Linked DNA regions of Homo sapiens: regions 1 and 2 are each linked to region 3. The links are chromatin loops, found by intact Hi-C in ENCODE. Cell type or tissue: dorsolateral prefrontal cortex. All regions are shown on one strand.

Region 1 (4,000 bases), 86 kb after region 3:
TGACCTAACACTTTAAGGGGCAATTTGAAGGGCTGTATAAGAAATGCCTATGAAATTTAGCATAGGTTCATTGCCTCTGCCCCAGGAAAAACCAAGACGCTCCTAAAACTGTTCAGAATACCTCATAGGTACTTTTTTATATTAATGTTTATTGCGACCAATGATAAATTTTAAAAATACATTAAGGCAAATTCTCAATGAAATAAGCAAAATTCTTAAAAGGTCCTATTGCCAGAATACACTAACATTAAAGTTGATAAAAAGAATCATGTTTTTTGTTTTTGAGACAGGGTCTTACTCTGTCATCCAGGCTGCAGTGCAATGGCATGATCATGGCTCACTACAGCCTCGAACTCCCTGGGCTCAGGTAATCCTCACACCTCCAAGGTAGCTAGGACTACAGGTACACCACAATGCCTGGCCAATTTTGTTTGTTTGTTTGTTTGTTTGTTTTCTCGAGACAGAGTCTTGCTCTGTCGCCCAGGCTGGAGTGCAGTGGCGCGATCTCAGCTCACTGCAACCTCCACCTCCCAGGTTCAAGCAATTCTCCTGTCTCAGCCTCCTGAGTAGCTGGGACTACAGGCACGTGCCACCACGCCCAGCTAATTTTTGTATTTTTAGTACAGATGGGGTTTCACTATGTTGGCCAGGCTGGTCTTGAACTCCAGACCTCGTGATCCATAGCCTCAGCCTCCCAAAGTGCTGGAATTATAGGCATGACCCAATTCTTTTTCTAATTTTTTTATTTTTGAGATGGGGCCTGGCCCTGTCGCCCAGGCTGGAGTGCAGTGACATAATCTCGGCTCACTGTAACCTCCATCTCCCAGACTCAAGCCATCCTCCCACCTCAGCCTCCCAAGTAGCTGGGTTTACACGTGTGTGCCACTACACCCGGCTAATTTTTGTATTTTTTTGTAGAGATGGGTTTTTGCCATGTTGCCCAGGCTGGTCTTGAACTCCTGTGCTCAAGTGATCTGCCCACCTCAGCCTCCCAAAGTGCTGACATTACAGACATGAGCCACTGTACCCCGCCTATCCCCCAATTCTTGATTCTCATAGGTTTGGGAGAAGAAAATCTTATTGTATATAGAAAGGAATATATTTTCCTCCCTCTTTCCCAAAAGTTACACTTTTTTTTTTCTTTTTCTTTTTGCTGCACTGCTTAGAATTTCCAGTACAAGGTTAAAGAGTAACGGGTTAAATTTTGCTATTATTATAGCAAAAATGTCATGTTTGTGATATTAATAAACATCAGCTAAGTTTTCATTGATACACCTGCTAGACTAACACTAAAAAGTAATTGCAAATTAGATATTTAAGGATCTATAAATATCTTTTATAAGTAGAATGTATTAACTAGAATAAATTTGTTAGGTATGCTCATTATGTCAATTTCATGTATAAATTTCTCTTCCTTTCTAGGTGATTGACATATCCTTTTGTCATAAAATCAAATTTCAAATGCCAAGACCTATTATTTCAATGTAGCAATAAAAGCTAGCAATCACTGAAGGGAAGCCAAGTTCCAAAAGTTTACTTGTAGCTGACAAAAAGAACAGACAGTTCTGAAGTGGAAAATGATGTCCCGAGAGAACACAGAGTACCAACGGAGTATCTGATTTCTCAGGGCCTTCCCAGGACAAGGGAGCTGCCACTGCCAAGTGCTCCCTAGCGGCCAACAAGCGAGCTCGCAGGTGATGGGACCTGCAGTGACACTGCCATGTGGATAATCAGGTGTCTTGTCTGTATTCTTTTATCACAAATTATTGTTCGTTACTTCAAGAAAGAAACAAGAAATAAAATAGGAAAAAAGCCAGAGACAAGTCTTTTTTTTTTGCCCTGCTCCTCAAAAACGAGAATGAGAATTTATTCTAACACATCATCTTTTCAGCAGACAGTAATAAATGAACCGTGATGGAAGGTTTGAGTAGTGAGAGGTCTAAAGGGCCAATATAAAATTGGAAAAGATAATTAAAATACTTAGAAAAACACTGCATAAAACCCAACGTGCAAGGCCAAATCCCACACCTCCGCAGGCAGATGCCAAAAGGTGCTGTCTGCAGGAGGGTTTTTGTTAACAGGTTAGAAAATAGGAGAGATGGAGCGAGAAACCGCTCTGCATTATAAATGGCAGGTTGTGACATCTTTAAAAGGGAGGCAGAGTGGAAAACAATCATGTATATAGCCTAGTCCGTTTGGAATTTCATTTTCAACTTAAGGAGACACATGTTAGCCATAGAGAAATGATGCATGATTTATATCCATTTGTTAAAAATATTCTGATTTCATTCCACAGACAGTTGTAACAAATAATCTATGACAATGAAAAGGAAAACAGAATGAAGAGCTGCTAGTCTTCCAGCGGCAGCCTAGGAGGACGAATCTGAGGTGCACTGAAACCAGGTATTACTGCATCGCGGTTTAGAGTGTGGGATCCAGAGTTAGACTGTGTATGGATATGGGCTGCACCAGGTACTGGGTAAGGTTAGGCTGGTCACTAACTTCTCTGAGTCTTAGAATGGAGACAACCATACTTCCTACCATCAGAGGGTTGATGAGAGTGATTGGAAAGTAAACTCCATGTGAAGTTCATAACAGTAAGTGCTCACTAAATGTCAGCTGCATTTGTGATGATTAGAATGATAATGACGCCACCCTAGGTGCATTGCATCTAACTTTTTTTTTTTTTTTTTTTTTTTTTTTTGAGACGGAGTCTTGCACTGTCACAAGGCTGGAGTGCAAAGGCGTGATCTCAGCTCACTGCAACCTCCGCCTCCCAGGTTCAAGCGATTCTCCTGCCTCAGGCTCCTAAGTAGCTGGGACTGCAGTCGCCCGCCACCATATCCAGCTAATTTTTTGTGTGTTTTTAGCAGTGACGGGGTTTCACTATGTTGGCCAGGCTGGTCTTGAACTCCTGACCTCGTGATCCGCCTGCCTCACCCTCCCAAAGTGCTGGGATTACAGGCATGAGCCACCGTGCCCGGCTGCATCTAACTGTTCTAATAAGGGCTCTGGTAAAGAACTTAAGATCACAGTGATGAAATCTCCTGGCCAGGCCCGATTGGGTGGGGCTGTTCGCAACGCTCGATGACTGGGCTATCTTAAATGCAGATACCTTGTAACAAAGCCCTTGCAAGAGACCATGGCATGCCACAATGCAGAGACAGGATGACTAATGCTCACGCAACCAGAAATGGCCATCACAAGCCACGAGGGCTGGATGATACCTTAACATGAGACAGCCAAATGCTTAGGCAGATAAAATGGGGTCCCTGGAGAATCTCCAAGCGTCCCAAGAATGTTTACATTAGATGCTTTTGGGTCGATGAGGGAACCTGCCCAGGGCTTGTCTGGGCATCCCACAGTGAACTGGAGCCTGACGTACGCACTGGGGGAAGTGGGTGGGGCCACGGGGAATTCTTCCACGGGGAAGAGAAGCCTGCTCTCTTCCGCTCCTGTAGTGACCTGGAAATCAACATGTGAGGTGGGGGCCTGTTAGCAGGAACACCTCTCGCTTTGCTGAGGTTTTTTTTTTTTTTTTTTTTTTGAGACGGAGTCTCGCTGTCTCCCAGGCTGGAGTGCAGTTGCGCGATCTCGGCTCACTGCAAGCTCCGCCTCCCGGGTTCACGCCATTCTCCTGCCTCAGCCTCCCGAGTAGCTGGGACTATAGGCGCCCGCCACCACGCCCGGCTAATTGTTTGTATTTTTAGTGGAGACGGGGTTTCACCGTGTTAGCCAGGATGGTCTCAATCTCCTGACCTCGTGATCTGCCCGCCTTGGCCTCCCAAAGTGCTGGGATTATAGGCATGAGCCACCGCGCCTGGCCATCTTCCTTTCACCCAATAAAACCCTGCTCTACTCACCCTTCAACGTGTCCCTGTGCCTAAGTTTTCCTGATCGTGTGACAAGACCCCAGGTTTTAGCTGAACAAAGGAGCAAAATTCTGCAACAACAGTCACCTGGGCCAATGGCTGGCAGATTTGTTATTAGCTATAGAATT
Region 2 (4,000 bases), 440 kb after region 3:
AGTGAGCAGCAGCAAGATTTATCATGAAGAGTGAAGGAACAAAGCTTCCACAATGTGGAAAGGGACTCAAGCAGGTTGCCCCTGTTGGCTTGGGTGCCAGCTTTTTTTCCCTTATTTGGCCCTGCCTACATCCTGCTGATTGGTCCATTTTACAAAGCACTGATCAGTCCGTTTTACGGAGTGCTGATTGGTGCATTTACAAACCTTCAGCTAGACACAGAGCATTGATTGGTGCGTTTTTACAGAGTGCTGATTGGTGCGTTTACAAACCTTTAGCTAGACACAGAGCTGATTGGTGCATTTATAATCCTCTAGCTAGATAGAAAATTTCTCCAAGACCCCACCCCACTCGACCCAGGAAGTCCAACTGGCTTCACCTCTCACTAGGATTAGAGGTGTGAGCCACCATGCCTGGCCAGCAATTGTGCCTTTTAATCTGCTTTGCTTCCCTAATGCAGATCTTGGTCATGTTTCCTAGATGCCCATTTGACTGCCTTAACTCATGGCCAATAAAGTGGGGTCAGTGTTGAAAGCAAACCAGCAACTCCAATTGTTGCTGGCAGCAACTCCCTGCCCAGCTCTATCCTCCATCTGACTTTGCCTTTCTCCATCTCAGACTCTGGAGGCAGGAAGGCAGGGTAAGGCCAGAGATAGAAAAAGCATAGTTGCTGCTAGGGTAAATGTGGGGCAAGCACGGTTCATCGTAGTTCCCTTATAACAAAGGTAACAGTTGAGGATATTTATTGATTTGGTTCTCAATTGTATTCTCTAGATTAAAAAAATAAAAAGATTTGGTGAAAATCTCTTTCAGTTAGTTCTCTAGAAAACTTTTGGGTTTATGATGAGCAAAAAATAGGTACTTGGTTTCATTTGCACAGGCTTTGCCAAACTTTAATTGAATTCAGAGAGTTCTACAAATTGGGCAATGAATAATAATAATAATAAAAAAAGGCAGCTTCTGGCTTATTGTGGTATTCTGTTTAGCTCTATTAGCTGTCATTAGTAGTGAAGGAATAGAGGAATGGGACCTAACTTTATGGAGTGGCTTAGGTGGAGTTAGGGGAACACTGGGCAGGGTTGAGGACAAAGGAGGAGAATCCTGAAAACGAGCATGTTGCAAAGTCTACTTGCCCTTTAAGAGCTTCCTCTTCCACATTCCCGGAACCTGAGTTCAAAACTTTCTTTTCCTAAGACTTGAGGTTGCATCTCAGGAGGAATATGAGTCTTTCTTCCCAAACCTTTGCTTTATAATCAAATCGACTGAAACCTATAAATAAAGGTTAGTGTGGGTGGAGAGGGTACACTTAGGGAAATTCATTTTCTGGCATCACAGAATTATCTTAAATAATGTATAAGGAACCATTGGCTGTAGAGCTGTTATTGAACAATAACAGCAATATGCTCAGAGCACGATGCTGAGCTATATATGTTAATAACAAAGCTAACAAAAAGAAAGACGGCACTTGGTCCTATTTCATTTGCCAACTGGGAAATGAAATCATCAACATGCTTTATAAGTGGTTGGCTAGTTTTCATCATTTATATGTCAAATTTAAAAAAGGAAAACCGAGTTTTGAAGTATATTTTATAGACATTCTTCAGTAAATTTCACTTTTTACAAAACGGTATAGTTGGTCAGGCATGGTGGCTCACGCCTGTAATTCCAGCACTTTGAGAAGTTGAGGCGGGAGGATCACTTGAGTCCAGGAGTTCAAGACCAGCCTGGGCAATATAGTGACGTCTTCTCTAAAAAAAATAAAAAAATAAAAAATAAAAAGAAGCCAGATGTGGTGGTGCATGCCTGTAGTCCCAGCTACTCAGGAGGTTGAAGTGGGAGGATGGCTTGAGCCTGGGAGGTAGAGGTTGCAGTGAACTGTGATCATGCCACTGCACTCCAGCCTGGGTGACAGAGCAAGACCTTGTCTCAAAACAAAAAACTGTATAGTCAGTTAGTCAAATCTTGGTGTTTGCAGGGAGGGCTTGGTTTAAAACTCATTTTCCCTTGTAAGATATTTGCATATTCTAAATTAAAGATTACTCTGCTGCCTTTTTAGTACTAGGAAAAACAGAAGCCCTCTTGTGGTCAGATTAAAAAATACAAGCTGTGTTCCGTGAATCAGTTTCAGGGCTTAGTTTTAGCTAGACTAAGCCTCACTCAAACTGATTTTTACCAATGTTTTACCATTAGGAAAAATATAACACACATAAAAGAAGCAGTGTTTTAACATATACTCTGAAAGAATTGAGACTCTAAAAAGAAACAGATTAATTTTAACTGTAGCGGAAGCCGAATGACAATCACATCATATAGCTTTTGTAACTGTCCTCTTCCTGCTGTGACTTTATTGTGGGATTTTAAAATTAGGTGTGGCATCATAGTGTGATGATAATTACACAGCTTGGCTCGTTAAGGCCATAAAACATTGTGGATTTGAAAAGCAGTACACTCCTGTAGTTAGAACACAGGGGGCTGGGATCAGAACTGGTTTGGTTTGCACAAAATCAATTATTTCTCTCCTTGTGTCTCCTGCATTTACTTCTGGAGTTAAGAAATGGGTGTTTGGCCAACGCTTCTTTCTTCACTGGGCTCTGAGAAGCCTGTTCTTCGGTTTTCTACTCAAGCTGCTATCTGTAGGCCTGGCTTTGCTAAGCAACTCTTTCTTTTCCTAAAGATCTTTTGTTTTAGGGTATACTTTTCTGTTTTAAGGACATAATTATAGATTTGCAAGAAGTTGCAAAAAAAAAAAAAATGTACAGGGAGATCCAACATACCCGTCACCCAGCCTTGTCTGATGGTCATGTCCATATAACCAGACACATTATAGAAATTAGGAACCTGATATTGGTACAATCCATAGAGATTTAATTGCATTTACTAGCTTTACAAACACTCATTTGTGTGTGTGTGTGTGTGTGTATAAAGTTCTGTGCAATTTTGTCACATGTATACATTCATGTACCTGTAACTACAGTCAGATACAGAATTGTGGCCTGACACAGTAGCTCACATGTGTAATCCCAGCGCTGCAGGAGGCTGAGGCAGGAGGGTCGCTTGAGGCCAGGAGTTTGAGACCAGCCTGGGCAATATAGGGAGACCCTATCTCTACAAAAAAATTAAAAAACTAGTCAGGTGTGATGGCAGCACCTATAGTCCTAGCTGCTCAGGAGGCTAAGGCGGGAGGATCACTTGGGCCTGGGAGATCAAGGCTGCAGTGAGCCATGATCACGCACTCACGCCACTGCACTCCAGCCTGGGTGACAGAGCAAGACCCTGTCTCAGAAAAAGATACAGAATTGTGCCATTAGCCCAGGCTACCCCATTATGTCTACACCCAAGTTCTCTTCCTCCCACTCCTACCTGTGGCAGTCATGAATCTGTTTTCTATCGCTATAGTTCGGTTATTGTAAAATGTTATATAAATGGAATCATAACTTGTTGAGATGGACTTTTTTTTCACTCAGCATAATTCCCTTGAGATCCATTCAAGTTGTTGTCTATTCCATGGTATGGCTAGACCACAGTGTGTCTAACCATTTGCCCACTGAGGGACATTTGGCTTGTTTTCAGTTGTTTAGCTCTTGGGAATAAGAGCTACTATGAATATTCTTTTTTCTTTTTTTTTTGACACAGAGTTTCACTCTTGTTGCCCAGGCTGGAGTGCAATGATGTGATCTTGGCTCACTGCAACCTCCAGCTTCCGAGTTCAAGTGGTTCTCTTGCCTTAGCCCCCCAAGTAGCTGGGATTACAGGCATGTGCCACCATGCCCAGCTAATTTTGTATTTTTAGTAAAGACAGGGTTTCTCCATGTAGGTCAGGCTGGTCTTGAACTCCCGACCTCAGGTGATCCACCCACCTTGGCCTCCCAAAGTGCTGGGATTACAGGTGTGAGCCACTGTGCCCGGCCTGAATATTCTTATACAGGTTTTTGCTAAATTACAAAGTGTTGATAAAATAAATTAAAGAAGACCTAATAACTTTTTTTAAAAAAGAGAACTACA
Region 3 (4,000 bases):
ATAACCCTGCAGACTCACAAACTCACAAGCTGCAGGAATAGACAGGACAGACGTTCCACGGTGTCAGATCCACAAGGTGACCCTGTGATCCATCACACTGAAGAGCAAATGCTAAGTCTCCTTAATTTTGTGCTATGTCTCCTCAGCACTCCAGCATGGAAACCTGAAGTCCAGGAAGCTACAGACAACTTGCCCCAGCCAATGAAGGCCTCCACCCTCTTCTAATCTCAGTCAAAAGTTAAAGCTCCTTAGGAGCAAATGTTTTTAAGAAGTTCAATGTCTCCATTCAACAGAATTGAGGTTGCACTGCATTACAAATGATACTAACCGTTCTCTGTACCCTAGTCTCTTATTCTGCAAAGTATGGATGATGGTAATAATTAATGTCTACCTTGCAGGATCCAAGAGAATCAAAAGAGTTAATATTTATGAAGCATTTAGAATACTTCCTGAAATACTTAGGTATGAAACATTTAGAATATTAGCCTGAAATATAATTGTGATTACTTTTGCACCAAGCTAATAGTAAGTTCTGTGTAAGTTAGTACCTCTTCCGTTGAATTCTTCAATATTAAGATCTTTAAAACCCCCCAGTGCCATAGCACTATCAGTTACTTAAACAGCCATTAGTTACTGCTCCCTGCCCTTTTTCGTCCTTATGCAAACACAAATGATTCACTTTCAAAGCTCAGAAGCTTCCAGAGGGTAGATTTTCAGCTTCATGCAGCTGTATAATTTACACACGCTACCGGTGACAGTAACAGCCTGAGAGACAGGTGACAATGGATCTGTCTAGTGGCACTGGAGGCTGGAAATCCTGAACTCTGTGCTGTACTTGAACACATTTGCCCAGGGAAAGATTCCCCAAGGGACAAGTGCATCAATCTCGTATGACTCTTGGTTCTTCAAAAAAAGTCAATTAAAATTTTTCAAGGCCAGTACAGTAAACAGTGCTCTGTGTGATGCTCACACCTGTGCATGAGGGAGCAGGATGTGGGTAACACAAAGTCAACAGCGCAGACTCACCTGGCATCTTCTGGGGACTCTGCAATCAGGTGGAAAGTCCTATCGGCCATAATGATGTCGATCCCATTCTCCTTGGTGGTGTTATCTATGATCTCTCTGCAAAGAAGCAAAAGCAACAAACGCACATCAGGAACACCAAATTCTGAATAACTGAGGAAAGCAACTAATGAAGCCAATGACTAGAGTTGGGAACTGTCTGTTACTGACGAAACGGTACACAGTTGGCTCTCCATATCTGCGAGTTCAGGATTTGTGGGTTCTGCACCTGTGGATTCAACCAGCAGCAGATCAAAAATAAAAATCCAATTTAAAAAATAATAATACTACAAATTAAAAAACAATACAGTGTAACTACTATTTACAATGCATTTGCAACATACTAGCTATTGTAAGTAATCTAGAGACGATTTGAAGCATGTGGGAGAATATGCATAGGTTACATGCAATGACTACATCCTTTTATAGCAGGAACTCGAGCATCTGGGGATTTTGATGGCTGCAGTGGGGTGGGGAGTGGGGTGGTGGTTCTGGAACCCGTCACCAAAAGACATGGAGGGACCTACAATGGTTTTTCTTTTAGCAATGATGAAGACACCCTCTAGGGGGAGCCAGTCTCATCTCTGCTGCCCAGGGAGGAGGCTGCTGGTGTGGCCAGGGATAGCAGGGTTCCCCTGACTTCTCTAGGGGAGAGGCTCTCTCCCCTCACACTGGTCTGCCCAATGCCCACCCCTGCTCAGGACCCAGACAGGCCAGGGGCAGCAGCCCCCACTCCTGCCTGCAACTTCCTTTGGACCCTTTCTCAAATCTACAAAAGCCAACCTCGGCCCGGCGTGAGCTCTTTCCCTAATTCATCACAGCTCTCTCCCAGCTTAAGGCCAGGGCATCTGCGTCTGAATTCTGCTTGAGATGTGCACATTATTTCCATCAGGGGTGCTGGGAGTGAGGCGCAGGATTTGGGGTGTTTGGTCTCAATACCATCTTGATCTCATCTGCAACCCTCCCTAAACAACACTAGAGAAATAAAATTGGTGAACCAGGTTAACAAAATCAGGGTAAAACAGCAGCAGATGTTAGGATCAGACCAGAGATAGTAATACGTTTGATGAAGAAGGGTTTGGGGCATAAAGCCAGCTTGCTCTGATAACTAAAGAAGTGCAAATGTTCGGCCGGGCGTGGTGGCTCACGCCTGTAATCCCAGCACTTTGGGAGGCTGAGGCGGGCGGATCATGAGGTCAGGAGATCGAGACCATCCTGGCTAACACGGTGAAACCCCATCTCTACTAAAAATACAAAAAAATTAGCTGGGTGAGGTGGCAGGTACCTGTACTTCCAGCTACTCGGGAGGATGAAGCAGGAGAATGGCGTGAACCCAGGAGGTGGAGCTTGCAGTGAGCTGAGATCGCGCCACTGCACTCCAACCTGGGCGAAAGAGTGAGACTCCGTCTCAAAAAAAAAAAAAAAAGTACAAATGTTCACAATAAAACATGTATTTTACAGCAACAAAACTAAAATAGTCTGGTTAGAAAATAAGTATTATCTGACCTCATAGCTAGAATCACTGAGATGAAATATTTAAAAAAAAATCAAGATCAGGGCCGGGCGTGGCGGCTCATGCCTATAATCCCAGCACTTTGGGAGGATGAGGCAGGCGGATCACTTCAGGTCAGGAGTTTGAGACCAGCCTGGCCAACATGGTGAAATCCCGTCTCTACTAAAAATACAAAAATTAGCCAAGCTTGGTAGTGCACACCTGTAGTCCCAGCTACTCGGGAGGCTGAGGCAGGAGAATCACTTGAACCCTGGAGGCAGAGGTTGCAGTGAGCCGACATGGTGCCACTGCACTCCAGCCTCAGTGACAGAGCGAGACTCTGTATCAAAAAAAAAAAAAAAAATCAAGATCAGAACTACTGCTGACATCACAAGAGGACAACCAGCTACTCTAAGCCTTCTTAACAGAAATCAATACCAACACAAGTGAAGCACTCTTAAACAGAAAGAAAACCTGAACTCGATCACTCTCTAGGTCTAATGACCAATTCACAAGAAACAAATGAGAAAGAGAAACACGTTCAAACACATGCCCATATAGGGTTGGTGAAATCTAGAAACCATGGGATAAGCGAGCTAACATGTTCCATTACAAACAGCAAGTGAAAGAAAGGCAGAGGGGCATCTATACATTAAAAGAGACTTGAGTGATCTAAAAACCAGTGACAACATCTAGACCTCATTTGGATTCTGACTTGAAGAAAATAACTATAAAACCAACCCAAACCAACAAGAACACTACCACCTCCACTTATAAGGAAACTGCAGGCCAGGCACAGTGGCTCACGCCTGTAATCCCAGCACTTTGGGAGGCTGAGGTGTGCGGATCACCTGAGGTTAGGAGTTTGAGACCAGCCTGGCCAATATGTGAAACCCTGTCTCTACTAAAAATACAAAAATTAGCCAGGCATGGTGGTAGGCACCTGTAATCCCAGCTACTCAGGAGGCTGAGGCAGGAGAATCGCTTGAACCAGGGAGGCAGAGGTTGCAGTGAGCCAAGGTTGTGCCACTACACTCCAGCCTAGGCAACAGAGTGAGACTTGGTCTCAAAAAAATAAAAATAAAAATAAAAAAATAAGGCCACTGCAGAAATCTGAACAATGACTGGGAGTTTGGATAATATTAGGAGCTAACATTATTTTTTTAATGTCATAATGGTATTGTGATTATGTATTAGAATGTTTAAATACCTACTAAATATTTACAGAAGAAATTATATGATAGGGACTTGCTATAAAAGGAGGTGGTTTGCTGGGGGAGCGGACTGGATAGAACTGTGGATGAAACACTCTTGGCCATGGGTGGATAGCCACCGAAAGCTCTGGAATAAGTCCGTGGTTTATTATATTCTTCCACCCACTCTTGCCCATGATTGAAGTTTTCCATAATAACTCACTGTTCCTGTTCTATAGGAGGTGACAGAAAT

What was found. Peaks named below come from ENCODE experiments on the same cell type or tissue, not always from the same donor. Only the 100,000 strongest peaks of a DNase experiment are listed, where the experiment ranks them.
Region 1: a loop joins it to region 3, with 4 times the contacts of the local background. A loop is called at or near these places in 5 of 110 quality-filtered maps.
Region 2: a loop joins it to region 3, with 4 times the contacts of the local background. A loop is called at or near these places in 4 of 110 quality-filtered maps.

The regions. Positions count from the first base shown.
Region 1 is chr5:16,775,164-16,779,163 of GRCh38, forward strand. The region is part of intron 9 of MYO10 (myosin X); the gene reads right to left. Among named protein-coding and RNA genes, the nearest start is that of MYO10, 160 kb to the right of the region's middle. In dorsolateral prefrontal cortex, a CTCF peak has its summit at 1,661 (motif pointing left); a DNase peak (open chromatin) is centred at 1,669.
Region 2 is chr5:17,130,634-17,134,633 of GRCh38, forward strand. It overlaps BASP1-AS1 (BASP1 antisense RNA 1), which reads right to left. Exons shown (of 3, transcript NR_027253.1): 3 at 1-1,267. Among named protein-coding and RNA genes, the nearest start is that of MIR10522, 23 kb to the right of the region's middle. In dorsolateral prefrontal cortex, a CTCF peak has its summit at 2,069 (motif pointing left); no DNase peak of the experiment used is centred here.
Region 3 is chr5:16,688,798-16,692,797 of GRCh38, forward strand. MYO10 (myosin X) reads right to left here. Exons shown (of 41, transcript NM_012334.3): 28 at 1,027-1,122. Among named protein-coding and RNA genes, the nearest start is that of RETREG1, 74 kb to the left of the region's middle. In dorsolateral prefrontal cortex, CTCF peaks have their summits at 1,648 (motif pointing right) and 1,850; a DNase peak (open chromatin) is centred at 1,646; H3K27ac peaks cover 3,287 bases.